3 separate regions of the Homo sapiens genome follow, and regions 2 and 3 are each linked to region 1. A link is a contact called in ENCODE Hi-C data. All regions are on one chromosome and are shown on one strand. Each heading gives the region's core, a stretch centred on a gene start or an enhancer-like site at or near the end of the contact. The rest is flanking DNA. Distances are from core to core; before and after follow the strand shown.

Region 1 (3,068 bases), core at 401-2,900:
CTTCACTAAAAATTCAGGTGTGTTTTTAAAATAAGGGGATATCCTGATGATTTGTCATTGGAGCACTAAATCTCTTTTGGTTTGGCGTTCCCAGTTCATGAATTGCTTCTTACTCAAATATACTCTTTAAAATAATAATAATAATAATAATAATAAAATAAGGGGATATCTAAACTAGCATACTGACACATGGAGGTGGGAAAAATATAATACTCTTTCACTTACCTAACACTTTACCTTCAAAGCATCTTACTGATAACTAACGCAGCTGTACTGCTTAATAATTTTGTCACTGCAACAAAGAAAGAGCTGATCTAATTAAAATACAACTGAACTTGAAGAAGCCCTATGTTTTTACCTTTTTTTCTCTAGGCAGTAATAATGAGCACTAGCAGCAAAAATCCTTCCTTTTGGAGTCCTAAGAAATTATTCTAAATTTTTACCTTTCATCATCAAGTCCATATCTATATCCTATCTTGGATCCAATACATTATGCAACTGATGTATTGAAATAGCAGCAGCCTCAGTTTCCAAGTCTCCCTGATGCTTCAGTCTGTGCCCTCTAGTATCTAGGGCAACATATTTGTCATGTGGAATATGTCCAATGCATTTAGCTGGTAAATTTAGAATAAATCGCAAGAACAATCGCCTGGGGCCCTCAAAAAGGCCACATACATCTACAGAATATTATTTAGGAAAGTATAACTTAAGGGTGAAAACAGCTGGTGAAACTGCTCTGTAGCTGAAAGCTGAGAAGCTTCTCCATTTTAGTACTCTCATTTAGATTTTAAGCATCTTTTTGGGGACTGTTAAAAAGGTAGTCTGTGGAAAGCACACGGTGCAACTGTGACTTTGCACATGTCACATATGTTTCAAGTTTAAAATGGGGTTATTATTTTTTTCTTATCTTCAGGTGCTAATGCATCCAAATGGGTGATAGATACGGAGAGAATCTATTTTTTGAAAGTTGGTTGAATTTAGAAATTACTATGTGAATCAAGTATTAATGTATTCAATATCCATTTGCACTCCTGAGTTTATTTAGATACTTTACGTAAAAGTGAAGGGGCAGGAATATAGGCAGGGTATTTAATGTGAAGCTCTCTCCCGTTAATAAAGATCAATTACCCCAAGATTTGCAAAAAAAAAAAAAGAGAGAGAAAAAGAAAGAAATGTGCGAGAAGTTTCCTAAAATTTAAGGTAGGGGGAACGGAGTTTGCAAACTCCTTTCACCCCGATGGGCATTAGCAGACACCTCCGGTTTTAGAAAAGCGTTACAAACAGTTCTTCCACGATGCTGCCCACCAAAGCCGTAATGTGCCCAGACCCCAGAGCTCCTAGAGCATTTCACTCAGGGTAATGCTGGCTTTGGGGCGGTCAAGGCAGGGGCGTGTCAGCTCAGGATGAAGAGGCAGGAAGCACAGACGGGCCGCGACTGGCTTCCTGACTGCGCCGCGCCTTGGGAAAGTCCCCGCCCTCCAAAGCTCTCGATTGGGATCACCTTGGGACTCGGCTTCCTTGTGAACCGTTTCCAGCGATTCAGCCCCATCCTTTTCTTTGAGAAGGACCTTCCCTGAGGCGCCAGGAGCATTTTCCAAGTTCGAGCCCGAACCTCGGCCAAAGCTGCAGCAACCGCCCTTCTGCCCGGGCTGCCTCCGGGTCACGCTGGGAATTGTAGTTCCTCCGCCCGCAAGGAAAGCAGGCATAGGACACCGTCGAACCACCACTCCCACGAGGCTCTGCGCAGGCCGCTCGCGTTGGCTCAGTTACCATAGCAACGGCAGAGGTCCCTCGCTCTTGCCGTCATCAAGGCTCGCTTGAATGTCGGCTTTGCTTTTTTTCTGGCGCCCAGTGATGACGCAGTACTCCCTGATTGGCTCTGCACTGGAGGCAGTGATTTTGGGGCAGAGAATTTTGCAACACGTGGTAGTGAACTGTGAGGAGTTTGAGGGGTCTGAAGACTGAAAGAGTCGAATGGTTTGTTGGCAGGTAAGTGCCCCTTTGCCCTGCTGGTGTGGGAGCTGCTAGAGATGGATGAGTCACGTCGCGTCCAGACGCTTCCTGGTTGTGTTGCAGTAACGGTGATTGTACTCCCGCCATGTCTCCTCTGCTTCCCTTTTCAGGGTGTCCTGGTGGATTGGTTTCTGTAAGTTCAGATTCTCATAAATCGTGTGAGCGTCGCCGACACCTCTGAGATAAAAGGGCCCCTTTCGACTAGCCTCTGCTGAAAGGTAGAGTTTTCAGGAAGTTTTTATTCCGAACTGCCCATGGGAGGGTGGGACCGTCTTCAATCTCTGAGCCAGGTGCCTAGGGAGGTCTGGGGCCATGGAGATGGCCCATGGAGCAAAGATAAATCCAGGCTTATTGGCTTAGCCGAGGTGTTTCCAGAGACAGCCCATTTAGGGGTGATAAATGGGCTTATAAAGCAGAGTAAAGATTTAGAACAGGAGTTTTGAATTCAACTACTTTGTGGCTATATGACCCTAGGCAACTTGTTTAATAACTCAGAGACCCTGTTTTCTCATGCAAAATGGGGACGATAATACCTGAATCACTGGAGTGTTGTAATGATTAAAAATAAATGTATGTGAAGCATTCTGCCAGGAAATGTAAACTAAAGTTGATTTGAAATTGGTGAAAATGAAGTTAGGGAAGCTATGCCCTCGGACTGTTGCAGCGATCCTAGGACCAGCTCTGTAACTGGTCTGTCTGAAAGGCGGTTGAATAAATTGTGCTCATACAAACTATGCAGTACCACGAAGTAGTTTTTTTCAAAAGGGTAAGTTAGCTTTATGTCTCTTCTTCAGGAAAGACGTCTAATGTTTATTCTTGAGAGAAAAGCAAATTGCAGAGAAGTGCATATATTATAGTATAATATGTTTCCATTTTTGTAAAAGCAAACCCTGACCAAAACACTCCCTCCCATATGCAAGTATGTTTAAATATTTGTATGAGAATGGAGAAAGATTGCAGAGACTGGGAGGATGGATTAGAGGCGGGAGGGAGAAAGGGAAAAGAAGAAGAACACTATAGCAAAATGGAAACTAAGATTATAATGTGCTTGTGTA
Region 2 (3,068 bases), core at 411-2,910, 1.7 Mb after region 1:
GCTAGAGTTTCCATACAGTATAAAAGAATATTAGTTTATTTTTCACTATGATTTTGATTTACATTTTTATCACATCATATCTCTTTTACCTCTATAGCAGGCTCAAAACTTGCTATAGATTGAAATGCTTACAAAAGAGTAGTTCTATCATTCTTTAGTATTTCTCAGACTATTACTGTGTCTGATTACTAAGGAACAAAAATGTTTATTTTTATAATTAAGTACATATACATTAATTTTGTTGTACATTTTTTTGCTTTCAACATCAAATTCTGTTTATGCATGCACGTGTAGCAGAAATTGTTGTGCCTTGTATGAATGTTTTTATAGTCCTTAAAAATAATGGATGCAATATCTGTGGTAGCCTGACAGTTTAAATAATGTTCCATTGCTCATTTTATTCAACAGATTTCCATTCAGCAGTTCTTAGCGGTATCTACAATATGTCCAGATCAGTGAATTTCTATGAGGGATTCAAAAGAAATATAAGACACAATTCCTTCTCTCGTGAAACTTATGGTCTAATATTTACTTTTATAAATAAAGGAGAGATTGAGAGACAGATTGTGTGAGAGAGTGAGTGTGTGTGTGTGTGTGTGTGTGTGTTAGGGAAGAAAGGGTTGACTTGTAGCCCTCCCCCAGGGGTGCAGCTTCAAGTAATAACAGTCCGTATTAGGGCAAGGTGGGTACTGTGGCAAACTGGAGAGCCACTTGCCCCTTCTAATGGCAGTAACAGCTCCTCAACTCCCACCAATGGGGTTACCATTTAGGTCAAGTCTCTAGATGTTCTCTTGTTCAAGGGATGCTGTAAATTGGGACAGTTACATGAAAATTCCCACTTAAAAAATATGCACGGAGCGGGCACGGTGACTCACACCTGTAATCCCAGCACTTTGGGAAGCCGAGGCAGGCGGATCACCTGAGGTCAGGAGTTCGAGACTAGCCTGGTCAACATGGTGAAACTCCGTCTCTACTAAAAATACAAAAATTTCCCGGGCGTGGTGGCGCACGCCTGTAGTACCAGCTACTCAGGAGGCTGAGGCAGCAGAATCGCTTGAACCTGGGAAGCAGAGGTTGCAGTGAGCCTAGATTGCGCCATTGCACTCCAGCCTGGGCAACAAGAGCGAAACGCCGTCTCAAAAGAAAACAAAAAAAATGCACGGAGGGAAAACAGCCCGGAGGCTGAATCCTGTCCAACAGTAGTTATAACCCTAGTTTTTCCAACACGAGTAAATATAAAGGCATCTTGCTCCTCTGGAAATAGGGAGAACCAGACCTAGCTATCTTCTTGAAAAAGAAAAAAAAATACTTCTGCATCCTCTCAACTTAAAACGAAGGAAATAAGATAGTTATCAATCAGCATCATTTGGGCATATTGTTATTATTTACTATCATTTTATTAAAATTAATAATAGATTTACTGTAAAAACAGAGCCTGCCTTGCGCGTAGCACTCGATAAACGCTTTTTATTATTCTGCTTGTTGACGCTGTTACCTCTCTTTTGGAGTAAAAGGGGGCGGAATCGCAACAAGACCCCAGGACCCCGTGTGCGCGCGCGTGTCGGGGGAGCTGACCTATGACAAACATGTGCAGAGCTCTAGTACCCAGCCACGCGGAGGCTGCCGGTTGACAGAAGCGTTGCCGCCCCCTGCCGCCGAGTTCACCCTGCCGTCACTGCTGGAAGCCGCACCCCTAGGAAAGGCTGCAAACCCACCCTGCCCCCAACACACCCGCGCTCCCTCTCTGCAGGCCGGCTCCATCCCCGCCCCCAGGTGGCCAAGCAACACCGCCTTCTAGCTTCCTCCCGACCGGGCGGCGCCTGCAGCTGCCTGGGGAAGGAGCCCCGCAGCAGCGCGAGCGGGTGGGCGGGGGGTGCGCGGGCCGCAGGGCAGGAGGGAGGGCGCAGGTAGGCGGGCGGGGAGAAGCTAGGCGGCCGGGCCGAGCGGTCGCGCCCAGCCCTGCCTCTCTCCCTTCTCGACTCACAGGCGGCCTGACTCACTCCTTTGTTTCTGGAAAAGATCTATCTGTACTAGCCCGAGGCGGAATTCACCCCGCCCGCACTCATCAGAAATCGTTTGCTTATTCTCTGCGCCCCTCCGTGCTCGCCTGGGACGCGGGCGGAATCCTGACGCAGGCTGTCAGCCGCGGTGACGGGTGACACCGGGTGAGCAGCCGTCCGCGCCGCCTTCCCTGCGCCGACGGGCAGCGCGGCGTTCGGCGCGCACTGCTGCCCCCTCGTGGCAGGAGCAAGCATCGCAGCAGCGCCGACACCACCGCCCACCTGCAGCCCGGGGAGCGTCACTTCTGGGTGTTTTTCAAAGGGAGCATTTTTACAGCTCCATTCAACTGCTGGGATTAGGAGATGTGGCTCCCAGGTTGATTACTAATGAATGAGAAGGGGTGTGGTCTGTGCGTGTATGTTCTTGTGTGCGTGTACGCGTGTGAGAGAGAGAGAGGGAAGGGGGGAGAACAACTGTAAGAGCATGTTTGTGGTGACAGGATAATGGAGAAGGGAGGAAGGAAGGGGAAAAATGAAAGAGATTAAAAAGCAAGAGAGGCAAAGTGACAGTGACGAGGGAAGAGAGTGACAGGGAAGGATGCAGAAAGAATGCAGGGAGCAACAGTTTGATGGGAAATGGGAGGGGACTTCTGCATGAGAGAGAGGTGAGGATTTGACATCCGTGAGAGGTAAAGTTTCATTTTGGTGAAGTGAACCTTGTGAACATTTCAATATACCTCTCTCCTGCTTTACGTCCCATTTTGTTTGGCAGCTGCTAGAAATGAGTTTCCGTTTTTCTGTCTTGTTTTAATATTCTCATGTCTCCCACATCACTGAGATCATTAGAGGCAGAAACAATTATGTCATGCATTCCCTGCATCTGACAGAACCCTCTGTGCGTGCTGGTTTATTAACTCCAGCCTTGCCCCTCTGCCATCAGCTACATCTGCTTTTGTTATTCTGATCCACGTTTCATGAGCATGCACACACACACTCTCTCCCTCTCTCCACTGACCTCTGTGGGCTCACTTGTCCTTTGGGAAATAGACCAGTAGCTGCTCAGAATCC
Region 3 (3,068 bases), core at 298-2,797, 1.0 Mb after region 1:
TTTATTACAAAAAGATGACTGTTATTATCAAAGATCTCTACAGATCAGCATCCATTTTCTAACATTGCTCTGTATATGCCGAAACATTTGTGTATCTATGTGACTTAAATTTTATCAAATGAAGAGCAGTTTTACTTTGACAAATCTGAAATAAAATTCCATTAAGAAGTCCATTTCAAATGGCCCTTATTAAAATAATCCTTTCAATTTTGAAGAACACTATTCTGGGAAAACTCTTCAACAATGTCTGCTAGTTTGAAATGTAACTTTTCCCACTATAAAAAAGAAAAAAAGAAATAAAGGAAAAGAAAGCACCACAAAACTGAATTTGAAATAAAAATTATATTATTTATGCTCCCCAAAATGTTAAATGAATACTTACAGTTGTTGTGCAAGATGGCCTGATACACTTCATAGCTTCCACTTTGTAAAAAGATGGCCAGCCCCTCACTCCACCCTCCCCAAGCATAAATAAACAGTAACATACTAAAAGGAAACTGTCCTAGGATAAAAACTGCTTGTTAAGAAAGTTCGCATTCTTACTAACCAAAGTGATATTCCTATAAATGTAAAAGCCCATCTGCAAAATAAAAGTTAGAAAACAGAATACCTTATTTGTTTAAAAATACATCCCCCAGATGCAATGTTTCTATGTGTGTGATGACAAAAATAATTACTCCATTCTTACCCACCCTCAGCAACTACCCCTCACCTTATGTCCAATGGCATTAAATAAACATGCTGGCAAAAAGTATTCAACCTGCTTCAAGGATTTAAACTGTAAATATGGACTTTAAACTTCAACATAAAACAAAGAACAAGAGTCTCACTTTAGTAATACCCACACTGGCACTGCAGCTAAAACTCATTGGCAAATAACTAACAAAACCGAGTTAGCAATAAATAAGGACAACATGATATATAGACAGACAGATGGAATTGCATAAACAGACAAGAAAAGCAAAGAGACAAACATACGGAAGGGTCTGTTTTAAAAGAGTGAAAGATTCTGATTTATTTGGTACTTTAGTGAGAAAAATAGATTTGTTTGTAATTATTTTTAAAGTAACAAAACTGAATCACAAGGGCACACCCCTAAGTAAGTAGGAAGAAAATTAGTAAAGGGTAGGCCTCCTACAGATGTTCTAAATTTTAAGCTAGCACTAGCTCTGTCAAACTTAAATCTGGAAATTAAAATTCAAGCAGGAAAGAATAAAGGCATTGGGGGCTAAAGGAGATGACAGAGGGGGCATTGAGGAAGCAGGATTTTTTTTTTTTTAAGAAAGTTGTCTGCCCTACCTTCTTCCCCAGCGCTGAGTTTCTCTTCTTATAATCGGTGTCTCCCTGGAAGTACAGTGTGAGTGGTAATGACTGCCTGCCTCCCTAATGAGTCCATTTTCCTGCTCTTGATGTTGTGTATATACACACACTGCAACCTACCTTACAAACCACAGAGACGGGAAGAGAGAGAGAGAGCAAGAGAGAGGAGGGAGGGGGGAAGAGAGGGAGAGAGAGACAGAGACAGAGCAAGCGAGTAAGAGAGAGAGAAGAGGAGAGAGAGAGAGAGAGAAAGAAAAACAGAAAGAAACAGAGAGAAAGGCACAGACAAAGCCCTCCTACCAGACAGCAGACAGCTCTCCTTCCCCTATCCAGCAAAATGCAACTCGTCTAATGCAGCAACAGGTTCAGTATTGCCAGACTAACAGAGTGAAAAAGGTATATTCTCTATATCATTATTGCTTGCAAATAAACAGTTTAAGAGCAGCTGGCTCCACCTTCTTTATTTATGCTCCATTATGAGGAATGTATTGTTTCAGTTCTGGCAGTACATGTAATTATCATAAATACATTTTTTGCATATAAGCAGGAAATAGTGAAATGCATAGCTTATTTGTGCAATCTTTTAAATTTATTTTTAATGTGAGAAGAATGTGAACAAATCAGCTCTGACAAAAGCCTAGTAATGATTTTAAAGTCAGAGCAGTCTTAAAGGAGGCTCTGTAAGAAACAGACTCCATACAATAGGAAAACTGATCTCAGACAAAACTGATAACTGCAAAGAAGAAATCATTGCTCAGTTAATAAATCGAGACCATATACAAAATTGCAGACTTACAAAATTACAGACCAAAACAGAATTAAGCTTAATTAAGTAACTAATAGGCTAGGAACCTAGAAGAAGGGAGATTGGCTTCTCATTTAAAGCATCTAGCTGTACAAACATCACAATGCAATGTACTCTGTGTGAACAGGTGCAATGCGTATAGTACATAGTGGTACAACAACAGAAATAAATCCCATAAGAAGCTACCATCACAATCAGGATGATATTTCATAGAATATGGGACTGAAACTACAGCAGTTACCCTTAATCTTTTATTAGGAGGGAAAAATAAAAATAATCAATGCTTCTAAATAAACTTGCCTTAAAAGAGAAAAAAAACAGTTTTTCTTTGTCTGATACTTCTAACCAGATTTTTTCTATATTCTAGTTCCAAAATTATGATGTTATTATACTCCTCACCCCATCACATGCTTCCCACCCACTTTCCCCACTCCTAGGTGCCCTTTCTCCTGTAAGTGATATATTTGCAGCTATAGAATTACAAACATCAGAAAACAGAAATAGTTTTAAGCCACTCTCCTCGTCCCCGAATTTTTAAAAACTAGACTCTGCTTGACGAGTCATATCTCCTTCTAGCACTATTATCTATCTAGACACCCACCTTCCTTAATATATTTCTATACAGTTTGGCTATGTGTCATTTAGATGGGACTTAAGAACATTATAATAGAGGTAAAATTTTCTAAAAAATATTTACACACAAATAAAAAATATAAGTGCATTTGACTTATTCAAACCCTGCGTTTGGGCAACAATAATCCTAAGTATATGAATTGTAAAAATCATCCTTTTTATGTGGTTTTGTGTATTAACATGCTTCAAAAATTAGAATATGTCCCTCTGCATAAACAAAACTACCTTGAAACAACAGCTTCAATTCTTTTGTTTAAAAAAAATCAGTTTTCAATTAAAAATTAAATAACTTTCAATATATAACTTATAG

Evidence for each region. A loop is a pair of places that touch in the nucleus more often than their neighbours do. Pooled maps may share reads with other maps.
Region 2: a map of CD4-positive, alpha-beta T cell shows a loop between it and region 1 (8-fold over the local background). The contact joins the enhancer-like site here to the promoter of CCDC191 in region 1. A Hi-C loop is called at or near these places in 7 of 168 maps with a recorded cell type or tissue (CD4-positive, alpha-beta T cell, CD4-positive, alpha-beta memory T cell, CD8-positive, alpha-beta T cell and 3 more) and 15 of 50 pooled maps.
Region 3: a loop to region 1 is called in a pooled map, with 5 times the contacts of the local background. The contact joins the promoter of ZBTB20-AS4 here to the promoter of CCDC191 in region 1. A Hi-C loop is called at or near these places in 2 of 168 maps with a recorded cell type or tissue (CD4-positive, alpha-beta memory T cell and posterior vena cava) and 4 of 50 pooled maps.

Annotation. Positions count from the first base shown.
Region 1 is chr3:114,054,876-114,057,943 of GRCh38, forward strand. It overlaps CCDC191 (coiled-coil domain containing 191), which reads right to left and starts at 1,651. Exons shown (of 17, transcript NM_020817.2): 1 at 1,502-1,651. The coding sequence starts at 1,591. QTRT2 (queuine tRNA-ribosyltransferase accessory subunit 2) reads left to right here and starts at 1,862. Exons shown (of 10, transcript NM_024638.4): 1 at 1,862-1,989; 2 at 2,124-2,231. RefSeq lists an enhancer at 1,393-1,802.
Region 2 is chr3:115,782,436-115,785,503 of GRCh38, forward strand. No RefSeq gene overlaps it. Among named protein-coding and RNA genes, the nearest start is that of SNORD155, 120 kb to the right of the region's middle. RefSeq lists enhancers at 1,609-2,109, 2,141-2,819 and a silencer at 1,850-1,899. Within about 2 kb of position 1,661, at least 38 of the 41 ENCODE cell types and tissues checked have a DNase peak (open chromatin) inside an H3K27ac peak, as active enhancers do; they include CD4-positive, alpha-beta T cell, CD8-positive, alpha-beta T cell, PC-9 and 1 more, where a contact is called at or near this core.
Region 3 is chr3:115,098,876-115,101,943 of GRCh38, forward strand. It overlaps ZBTB20-AS4 (ZBTB20 antisense RNA 4), which reads left to right and starts at 1,548. Exons shown (of 2, transcript NR_046877.1): 1 at 1,548-1,716. The region is part of intron 1 of ZBTB20 (zinc finger and BTB domain containing 20); the gene reads right to left. RefSeq lists an enhancer at 1,639-1,768.